Linked DNA regions of Homo sapiens: region 1 is linked to region 2. A link is a contact called in ENCODE Hi-C or POLR2A ChIA-PET data. All regions are on one chromosome and are shown on one strand. Each heading gives the region's core, a stretch centred on a gene start or an enhancer-like site at or near the end of the contact. The rest is flanking DNA. Distances are from core to core; before and after follow the strand shown.

Region 1 (5,351 bases), core at 865-3,364, 63 kb before region 2:
CAGCCACGCACCACCACCCCAGCTAATTTTTGTATTTTTAGTAGAGACGGGGTTTCACCATGTTGGCAGGATGGTCTCGATCTCTTGGCCTTGTGATCCGCCCGCCTCGGCCTCCCAAAATGCTGGGGTTACAGGCGTAAGCCACCACGCCTGGCCGACAAAATATATATTTTCATTCATTGCTGGAATATTTTTAAGAAATCAATCTCACAAGAGCTATTAAAGTATACATACTCTTACTAGCAATTCCTATCCTGGGAATTCATTCCTTAAAAATTAAAACTGTGATATGTAAAAATATACTTTCAAGGATGTTAACTTATCTGTAAACTGTATGCCATACTGACAACATTACTCTCAGTATTTTCAATGATTGTTTATAGTGGCAAAAAAATCCCCACAAAACTGGAAACAAAGTCAGTGCCCTTCAAAGGAAAAATAGTAGAATAAATTGTGGTGCATGCACACCATGGAATAATATATAACCATTTAAAACAGTTGGTTCTATGCCAGTTGACGTGGAAGGATTTCCATAATATATTTTTATGGAAACCGAGAAGCAAGATGCAGATAGGTATAGAAAGTGTATATAGTATGATGTAATATTTTTGTAAAACAAAACATATATATATATATATAGATGTTACATCTATCTGTATTGATATCTTTTTTCTTTTTTGAGATGGAGTCTCGCTCTGTTGCCCAGGGTGGAGTGCAGTGGCTCAATCTCAGCTCGCTACAGCCTCCGCCTCCCGGTTCAAGTGATTCTCCTGCCTCAGCCTCCCGACTAGATGGGACTACAGGTGTGTGCCACCACACCTGGCTGGTTTTTCTATTTTTAGTAGAGACGGGGTTTCACCATGCTGGTCTCGAACTCCTGACCTCAGGTGATCCACCCGCCTCAGCCTCCCAAAGTGCTGGGATTACAGGCGTGAACCACTGCACCCATGAACATGTATAATAAAAACGTATTACACATGTTTACAAAAAGATTACATCTATCAGTCAATCAATTTATCTTCTAACCTATGGTGTGTTTATTTGAACGTTGAGAAAAGTATAGATGGATATATAGTAAATCTATGTTTTAATTCCAGTTTTAAAAATGTTTATTTTATGTATATTTTATTTTTAGAAAAAATACAAATTAAAAATTAAAGACATGCTCTCTCTATTTTGCCCAGCCCAGTCTCGAACTCCTGGGCTCAAGTGATCCTCCTGCCTTGGCTGCCCAAAGTGCTGGGATTGCAGTACGAGCCACCTCACTCGGCCAATTCTAGTTTTAACGTTTAGCAAAATGATACACATGTGCTGAACAGTTATACGACCCACAATAAAACTTAACCTCTGCCTTACCTTTTCCCCCTTCATCTCCTGTTCATTGAGATAATCATTTTCAATTCACTTATCTGTTTTTTTGGTATTTACCTCCAGATTCTAAATAACATACATTTAATATTATTTCTTAGTTTTTCAATTGTAGACTTTATAATTGACTTTTTATTAAGGAAGGTAAATATATAGATATTGTAGCCCTCACCACTCCCACCAACCACACTTCCTTTCCTGCAGTCTTCATGGGGTGATGTCATAGTTCTGGAGTAAATTAATATTTGGTGTTCTCTTTACTATGGAATAATTTACTTATAGTTCATATAGCGTTTGTATAGTTTCCCTTCACCTTTTAATTTTGCCTGAAGTTGATACTTGCTGAGTTTTCCTTCATTTAATTAGTTTTGTTTTTATTATTAACTTATCTCTAAACTCTATTCCAGACCTGTAACATAACTCTGAATATTGTCAAATTGGTGACACATGCATTCCATTTTCTTCTTGGAACCAACCTGCTTCTATCTGGCTGCTCTCTAGGTTGGCTCCAACCATATCACTCTAGCTTGGGATGGAGCTGGGAGTTTCCCTCCCTTCCCCGACCTGACTCTTCCCCCAACCCCATCCCAGTCTCCCTGGGGTCACTGGGGCCTTTTCACCAACTCACCTGGAAGCTTTCTCCCTGCCCTCTGTTTCCCTGAATTACTGACAAAGAAAGGCAGGGTTTCCTGGGGAACTTTTCACCTCTCAGCCCCAGGAAACTGTGGGTAGAGGCGCTGAACTTGGGGTGGAGGCAGGAGGGGTTGATTCAGAAACAATAAGCCCTAATGACCGATGTCATCTGCTCCAGAAATTACCAGCTCAGTTTCAGTTTGAAAGACCTGATTCCGGGCCAGGCGCGGTGGCTCACGCCTGTAATCCCAGCACTTTGGGAGGCCGAGGCGGGTGGATCATGAGGTCAGGAGATCGAGACCGTCCTGGCTAACAAGGTGAAACCCCGTCTCTACTAAAAATACAAAAAATTAGCCGGGCGTGGTGGCGGGCGCCTGTAGTCCCAGCTACGCGGGAGGCTGAGGCAGGAGAATGGCATGAACCCGGGAGGTGGAGCTTGCAGTGAGTCGAGATCATGCCACTGCACTCCAGCCTGGGTGACAGAGCGAGACTCCGTGAAAGAAAGAAAGAAAGAAGGAAGGAAGGAAGGAGAGAGACAGAGAGAGAGAGAAAGAGAGAGAGAGAGAAAGAAAGAAACAAACAAAGAAGAAAGAGAGAGAGAGAAAGAAAAAGAAAGAAAGAAAAGAAAAAGAGAGAAAGAAAGAAAGAAAGAAAAGAAAGACACAATTCCGGCCAGCAAGGAGCTCACCTTCTGCCAGGAGGACATGCATGTGAACACTTACCAGGAAGAATAAAATGACTGCTCTGAGAGAGCTACCTGTCAAATACACAGTCGTGGTTGCCTGCCGCTCTGTGTTGGAAAGACATTGAGGCCACCTGGGGACCGCAGATAAAGAACTCTAATGGACCAGCTCCGACTGCCATGGGTCAGATGAGGTGGCTCGGGCTGTGTAGTGGTCATATTCAGCATGTCTGGCTAGTAGCAGGAGCCACTGATTTTCACTAAGGGCATCATTTTTGCCAACAGATACCTGTGCTTCAATCTCTTCCCATCTGTATCTTTCTCTCTATCTTGTTTTCTTTATCTATTGTTTTTTATTTATTTTTATTTATCTATATCTATTTATCTATATTTCTCTATCTATTGTTTTCTTTCTCTGCCTGTCTGTGTCTGTCTCTCCTGCCATCTCCCTCTTCATGTTGCCCTGTAGTTTTCCCCTTAAAAACGTGTAAATTGGTTTGTCAGGGAACAAAATGTCTTCGATGGTTTGAGGCCAAGGAAGAGAAGAGTCTCATGGTAGCAGCACCCAGAGAAAGCCCAGGCTGGAGAGCTCGGCAGGAGGGCTCTTCTCTGGGTCGGGGTCAGGATGCTTCTAAAAGTGGATGGCCTCGAAACTTTCTGCAAAAACAGACTGAGGGAGCTCATGTCATTAAATGTGCCATTAGAAATCTCCAGACCCCAAAGAGTGGAAAGAATTCACTTCACATTAAGCCCAAACGTGATTATTCTCGCTCCATCCCCCAGGCTTAGCGGTCTGCATTTTGGAGCATCCCAAATCAGGATTAAAAGTGAGCATGCGGCCGGGCGCGGTGGCTCACGCCTGTAATCCCAGCACTTTGGGAGGCCGAGGCGGGTGGATCATGAGGTCAGGAGATCGAGACCATTCTGGCTAACAAGGTGAAACCCCGTCTCTACTAAAAATACAAAAAATTAGCCGGGCGCGGTGGCGGGCGCCTGTAGTCCCAGCTACTCGGGAGGCTGAGGCAGGAGAATGGCGTGAACCCGGGAGGCGGAGCTTGCAGTGAGCCGAGATTGCGCCACTGCAGTCCACAGTCCGGCCTGGGCGACAGAGCGAGACTCCGTCTCAAAAAAAAAAAAAAAAAAAAAAGTGAGCATGCAGGGCCAGGCCAGAGCTGAGCCCCTGAACAGAGTGGGGGAGCACCTGTACGGGGAGAGCGGCCGAGGCTGCCCTGCGGTGTCGGAGTTGGGGATGACTTCTCATCTCTGTGGCCCATCTGGCTGCCCACCTGCCACTGTGTCACAGGACGTGAGACAGGTGGACCTTCTCTGAGAGTCTGCTCTGTGCTGGGAGGGGACCTGGGCTCAGCTATGCAGAGCTGTGGGGCTTTGGGCATGTTGACTTCCCTTCCCCATAGCTGCAAAAGCCCCACATGGCCCACTGTTTTGGTCAGAGGTCCTAATATGTGGGGGAGTCCCTTGTAAACCGCAGAATGCTTCCTAATTTAAGGCTTAGGGTATTGCTGCAATGATCAAGGTTTGAGGCTAGCAGACTGGCTGCCTTGATTTTGACAAATTTGGGCACAGTCATCCACAGACACAGTCTGCTTCATTCTAACATTTTTCACATTTATTAGTTGAGTGTCTGATATTTGGAAAAGATGGAATTTATTGCTAGAATTCATGGTGAGCCAGTCCTCTAAGGCTCAGGAAGGCTGCACAGGGCAGATGGAGTCTCATCATTGTGTGCCCCAAGTCGCACCACAGTTGAGAGACCCCAAATGGGTTTTATGCCCTACGGGTGACTAGGATCACTAAGCACAAGCAATTTGGGACATCCTGTTCTAGGAGGGACGAGAACATTGCCCAGGCGGTTCTGGGCAGCTCCTCCTTATCTCAGGCAGTTGCAACCTCAGTACACTCCACAGTGATTTTAAGATCCATGAGCAGATGGGGAAGAGCTAGGTTGGCCAAGGCCAGCCAGAGACCTGTCCTCCTGCAATACAGCTCACAGTCCCTTCCCTTTGCCCTCTATCTTCCTCCAGACCCCGGCTACTCTAGGTCACATCTGGTGTCTCTCACCCTGGGTCACTGCTTTCTACCCTCCCTACTTCCAGGGCCAGGGTAGGCCCAGAGACTAGGGACCACTCTTGCCAAGCCTCAGTGGACAGTGTGTCACGTGCATATTATTTCTCTTCTGTGAGACTAGACCCCTGATCTTGCTACTGCACCCCAGAACCAAAGAAGGTGTGTGCATGGGAGGGGCTCCCACCAACACACCTCCCAGGGGGCTGCCTGAGGACCACCAAGCTCTGCCCAAGCCCCGGAGTGCAGCTTAGTGTACCATGAAGCTGCCAGGGTTCATTCTCAAGAGCATGCAGACCTGTCCCGAGAGGAGCATGTCTCTCCCAGAGCAAAAATTGGAGGCAAACTGCGTTTCAGTGTGAGGTTCTGGGGGCTCATGTTTAGATGAAGGCATCCAACTTGGTAATTGTAACCACATACTACAAACAAACATCTGCAAATATTAAAAATGCATTTTCCCTAGAGATCTCCATGAATTGTCAAGGGTAGAGTGACCAGGGTGGTCCTGATTCATGTCGCTGGCTCCTAAGGGCTCAAAGGCATAGTTACCATGCCCAGAGTGAGGAGAGGGTATCACTACTTAGGG
Region 2 (5,592 bases), core at 1-2,500:
GACACTCTTCTTAGGAGGAGGCGGCAATTCTCACTAATAAGTGCTTTTCTTCTACCACATCATGTACATTAAGTGGTTTTTTTTTTTTGTTTTGCTTTTTTGTTTTTTTGTTTTGTTTTTGTTTTTGTTTTTTTGGATACAGAGTCTTGCTCTGTTGCCCAGGCTGGAGTGCAGCGGTGCAATCTTTGCTCACTGGACCCTCCGTCTCCCGGGTTCAAGCGATTCTCCTGCCTCAGCCTCCTGAGTAGCTGGAACTACAGGTGTGCGCCACCACACCCAGCTAATTTTTGTATATTTAGTAGAGACAGGCAGGGTTTCACCATGTTGGCCAGGCTGGTCTCGAACTCCTGACCTCAAGTGATCTGCCTGCCTCGCCCTCCTAAGTGTATATTTTTCTTTTCTTTTTTTTTTTTTTGAGACGGAGTCTCGCTCTGTCACTAGGCTGGAGTGCAGTGGTGCCATCTCAGCTCACTGCAACCTCTGCCTCCCGGGTTCAAGCGATTCTCCTTTCTCAGCCTCATGAGTAGCTGGGATTACACACGTGCGCCACCAAACCCAGCTAATTTTTGTATTTTTAGTAGAGACGGGGTTTCACCATGTTGCCCAGGATGGTCTAGATCTCTTGACCTTGTGATCCACCCACCTCGGCCTCCCAAAGTGCTGGGATTACAGGCATGAGCCACCGCGCCTGGCCGTGTATATTTTTCTAAATAGACACCTGACCATGCTTAGGTCATCCATCGAAATTCCCTAGCACTTGCTGGCTTCCCTGAATTCAACTGAATTGCGCGTGCCCACTGCTGCTGCATAACCTATGGCGGGCACAGCCATGGGATAAAGTGGGCAGTGTGCACACATTCCCCGCACAGTCTGTGGCCTGGCCAAGCCCCTGGGCATTCGAGGCTCCCGGCAAGGCTTCGTGTCCCGACAGTTTTGGGTAGGGGCACGAGGTGGGTGAGCCCGGATCCCAGCAGCAGGCATGGCTCCCTGGGTTTTCATGTCATCTGTGCCCCCTTCTACCAGGATCCTGCAGCAGCTGAAGGGAGACCCCTCTCCTTTTAAGGGTTAAACCCCCAGTGGCACAGAGCAACTTACCTGCCCTTGCATGGTGAACACTCCCATCTTTATCACATCAGTAATTCTTGCTAAAAGCAGATGTAATTTTGAAGGTGGGTAAAAGTAACTTGAAAAGTTGGTGGGCAGATGGCAGAGAGCCTGCTCATCCTTCTTTCAAACTGTCATCAGCTGCACAGGTCTCAGCTGCCATCTCATACTATTATTATTGCTATTTTGCATGTGTGCACACCTCTTTCTGTGGGTGTGGAGGGAGGGGACTGAGCAAAGCCTCAGGGAGGCCACATACGTTCTCAGCGCCATGCTTGGCTGGTGACTGGTCATGCACCATTGGCAGGGCCTGGAGCACGTGCAAGGAACAGAGTTCCCGGCTCTGCACACTCAACATGTGTGTTTCATACTGTCACCTGGCTGGCTCCTCTTTCTGGGTCTGTGTGAGCAGAACAGAACACACACTGGGGACAGAGCTTGCCCGAGGGGCTGCCCAGGTTATTTCCATCTTGGTGATGATGACACCACCCTGAGCTCATTTCTTCTTCACAGCAATCCCAGGAGATGGGAACCACTGTTATCCCCATTTTCTTGATAGGTAGACTGAGATGTGAGTGAGGGGAACAGATGGGACAAAGCTAGGACCCAAGGACAGGTGAAGGCAAGGAGGGACGATGCTGCTAATAATCAAGGCCATTCATTTGGTCCCACCCAGAAGCCTGGGCAAGTGGAGACAGCTGGCACTACAGAGGCCATGGGGCAGGGGCAGTGGAGGCCAAACCAGGGGGCTTGATCAGCACTCTGTCTGGGAAGCCATTGAGATCCCAGGTTCCTTCCACAGCATGCCTCAGACAAGCCTGGAAGTTTGTTCTTTGGGGAAATTGTAGAAAGGAGGCTCTAGGCTCAGGGGCTGAAGGACAGCAGAAGGCAGGGGTGGGGTTCTGGACTAAAAAGGGGTCGAGGTATAAGAAGAAAGACTTCACCTACACTGAGGAGATCCCCAAGACCCCCTCCCGACTCTACTCCCAGGAAGTTGGCAGCATGACCTACAAGTACCAGGCAGGACATATGTTCCTAGAGAGGAGACCTAAACATGTTTGCAGGTAAGGGTTGCCCAACAAAGAATCTGCTATAGCCACCAGTCTATAACCATCCCCTGCCAGCAAGAAGTCTTCAGTGAGCTCTTCAGGGCTGTGCCCTTGGAGATGAACCAACTGCCCACGGTCACTGAACACAGGAGTGAAGCAGCCAACATGGAGCACAACCAGCAACACATAGGGAAGAGGCACTCAGAGGAAGCAGAGGGAAGGGGCAGAGCAAAGCTCAACATGAAGCCCCTGTCAGTCACATTCTTGGGAGCTGATAGAGGAGATTGCATCCAGGAAACAAGAATGGCATTCTAGGCTGGGTGTGGTGGCTCACACCTGTAATCCCAACACTTTGGGAGGCTGAGGCGGGCAGATCACCAGAGGTCAGGAGTTCGAGACCAGCCTGGCCAACATGGTGAAACCCTGTCTCTACTTAAAATACAAAAATTAGCTGGGCATGGTGGCGCATGCCTGTAGTCCAGCTACTCGGGAGGCTGAGACAGGAGAATCACTTGAACCCAGGAGGTGGAGGTTGCAGTGAGCTGAGATCACGCCACTGCACTCCAAACTGGGCAACAGAGCAAGACCACAGACACACACACACAAAAAAAAGATTGGCATTCTAGGAGAAAGGGATCATCAAAGCACAAGAAAGAGGACATTTAATAAATAAGATAGAAGGTGGAGTCAAGAAAATTGCTAGAAAAAAGACAAAAAGATTGACAATAAGACACCAAAGACAACTAGCATGTCAATCAGATGATTTGGGGTTCCACTAATTAGAGTTACAAAAGGTGAGACCAGATACAAGGGGGAGACATTTTCAAATAAATAATACAAGAAAATTACCAAGTGAAGGATGGGAGCCTCTGAACGGAAAGAGCCTGTTAAGGACCACCATTTTAGAATTCTACACCAAGGCATGTCACCATACAATCTGAAAGCATTCAGGATGAAGAGAAAGCCTCGCAAGCTGGAGGTTGCAGGGGAGAAGAACAATACACACAAAGATTTAAGGATGAAATGTCATTAGACTTCACGATGGCAGCACTGGAAGACAGGTGACAATAGAATAATGCCTTTGAAACTTTGATGGAAAATCATTTTCCACCTAAATTTCTATATCTTTCCAAATTATTTTTCAAGTATAAAATAGTATAACTGCATTTCTAGGCATACAACATCTTTAAAACCTTTGCCTTCTGTGTATCCTTCCTCAGGAGATAGTGGAGGATGCGTCCCACCCAAACAATCAAGTAAACCAAGAGACAGGAGGACCTGGGGTGCAGGAAGCAGGACCTAGCCCAACGGGGAGACCAAGAGAGACCCCAAGGTGGCAGTTTGTAGCAACAGAACAGGAAGTCAGAGGGCCCTGGGAAGAAGGCCTCCAGGGAAGGCGGAACTGCCAGCCTATGGGATGTGTTAGAGTTTGAAGCAGTTGTTGATAGGTGTTTGGCAGAAATATGGAAGTATTTGGGGGAGAGTTAGCCTTAAGGACATTGACAACTAAGTGAATGATAGAAGGAAGCATTTTCCTCTGGGGCAGGCGGCAGGAGTGGATAATGAGAAAGGAACAAGTTCATTGCACACTATTGGGCTCTGCAATTAACACAATTTGATAGTCCTAGTAATGTAAACACTGATTATTAACCCAAAATTATGATCTAAAGATATATTGGGATGATGGGTGGGGGAGGAAAGTGGGAATACAGTGGAAAGCAAGTGTCGAATCACCACTATTGTGGTAGAAAGTCAGCAAATAATGTCAAGATATAATAAATAAAAATAGCCATATTTCCTTATGTTTTCAGAAGCAGATTTAAAGAAGAAAAGTGGTGGCCTCTGGACTCTGGAATGAGAGCGCCAGGGAGAGAATGCTGCATAATTGTTTGGACTGTATACTACATGTGTGCATCACTTTTCTAAAAATACAAAATTAATGAGGAAAGGAAGAGGCAGCCCTGCCAGTTGCTGGCTGCCATTGTGAGCTCTTTGGAGAATGGGATGCGGGTGCAGGACTGAGGGCAGTCAGCATCAGGGGGACCAGGAGACTCTGGGGAGTTTGAGTCTTTAAGAAATGGAAGACGTTTCCATCCAGTGGGCAACTAGAGGCAGACATCCTGGGTGTGAGAAGCCAGCGGGGCTTTTCTCTCTTCTGCAGGAACTCCTGCCAAGCTGTGGCAGTTGCATTTGTTGGTGGGAAATGGCCCGCAGAAGAATCCAGCCCCCAGTGCTGAGGTGCATGGGAGAGACTGTGGTGGGACTAGGAGAGTGATGGTCTCTAGGCAGCTTGGAGAAAGCAAGGGATAGCATGGCTCCTTTGTGGTGGGATTGGAAGGATGGAGGGGAAAGGAGGCTGGGTGAGGGCCTCTGCCTCTCAGGAAACAAGGCTGAGTCAATGTGGTGGGAGCAAGGTCGAGGTTCCATCTCATGCCAGGAGACAGAGCCATGAGTCCCCCGAGTTCAAGGACCAGGTGAGATCCTGGTTCTCGTGGCCCTTCCCTTTCCTCCGCTGGGGTCTGTGCTGGCCCCTGTCAGTGGCCCTTGCTGAGGAAGGGGCAGAAGGGTGGTCTGCAAGGGAGGGAGGAAGTGGGAACCAGAGAGGTGGGAGGCAGAGAAGGGGCTTGACTGCTGGAGGCAGCTTAGGGGGAGGCTGAGCCCCAGCCCCAATTCAGCAGAGCCAGGAGGCAGAGATGTGGGTGGGTGGTGTATTAGTTTTCTATTGCTGCATAACAAATGGCCCCAGAACTTAACAGCTTAAAACAACACACATGTATATATCACATAGTTTCTGAAGGTCAGAGATTTGGGAGCGGCTTAGCTCATTATTCTGAGTGTCGAGGACACGTGTGAGATTATAGTTGAGCTGTTGACTGGGGCAGTGGTCTCTGAAGACTGGACTGGGGTGGAGGAACTGCTTTTATGCATACTTATGTGACTGTGGGCTGGAGGCCTCTGTTCCTCTCCACATGGGCATCTCCAAATGGCTGCTCAGGAGGTGGCTTTTCCTGGAGCAAGTGATCATACAGAGATAGAAACAGAGAGACAGAGAAACACAGACAGAGAACATAACCAAGAGAGAAGCCATGGTGCCTTTCAGAACCCAGCCTTGAAAGCGGCATGTCATCACTTCTGCTGTATTCTCTGGGTCCTAGATGCAGTGTGGGAGGATTCCACGTGAGGCTGTGAAGGCTGGGAAGCGAGATCACTGGGGGTCATGCTGGGGGTCATCTTGAAGGCTGACTGAGCGCAGCTCATCAACTGGGCACCTACTGTGTGAGAGACTCTGAGCTTCAGGCTGCGGCTGTGATAAGGTCTTGAAGAAACACCTGCTCCCAAGGGACTTAGGCTCTCAGTGGAATTCCAGTTCTTCTGTCTGTATCCCTCACTCCAATCAATCTATATCTATCTATATCTATATCTATATATTACTTTTTAA

What was found. Hi-C counts contacts between places; a loop is a spot of excess contacts on that map. ChIA-PET counts read pairs that join two places held with the same protein, here RNA polymerase II (POLR2A). Pooled maps may share reads with other maps.
Region 1: a loop to region 2 is called in a pooled map, with 2.6 times the contacts of the local background. The contact joins the enhancer-like site here to the promoter of LINC03034 in region 2. A Hi-C loop is called at or near these places in 2 of 50 pooled maps. POLR2A ChIA-PET finds 5 or more read pairs at or near these places in 3 of 52 experiments (GM10248, GM12878 and activated T-cell).

What each region holds. Positions count from the first base shown.
Region 1 is chr15:31,165,722-31,171,072 of GRCh38, forward strand. No RefSeq gene overlaps it. Among named protein-coding and RNA genes, the nearest start is that of LINC02352, 48 kb to the right of the region's middle. Within about 2 kb of position 2,115, at least 2 of the 41 ENCODE cell types and tissues checked have a DNase peak (open chromatin) inside an H3K27ac peak, as active enhancers do.
Region 2 is chr15:31,229,612-31,235,203 of GRCh38, forward strand. It overlaps LINC03034 (long intergenic non-protein coding RNA 3034), which reads right to left and starts at 1,251. Exons shown (of 4, transcript NR_171016.1): 1 at 1,096-1,251.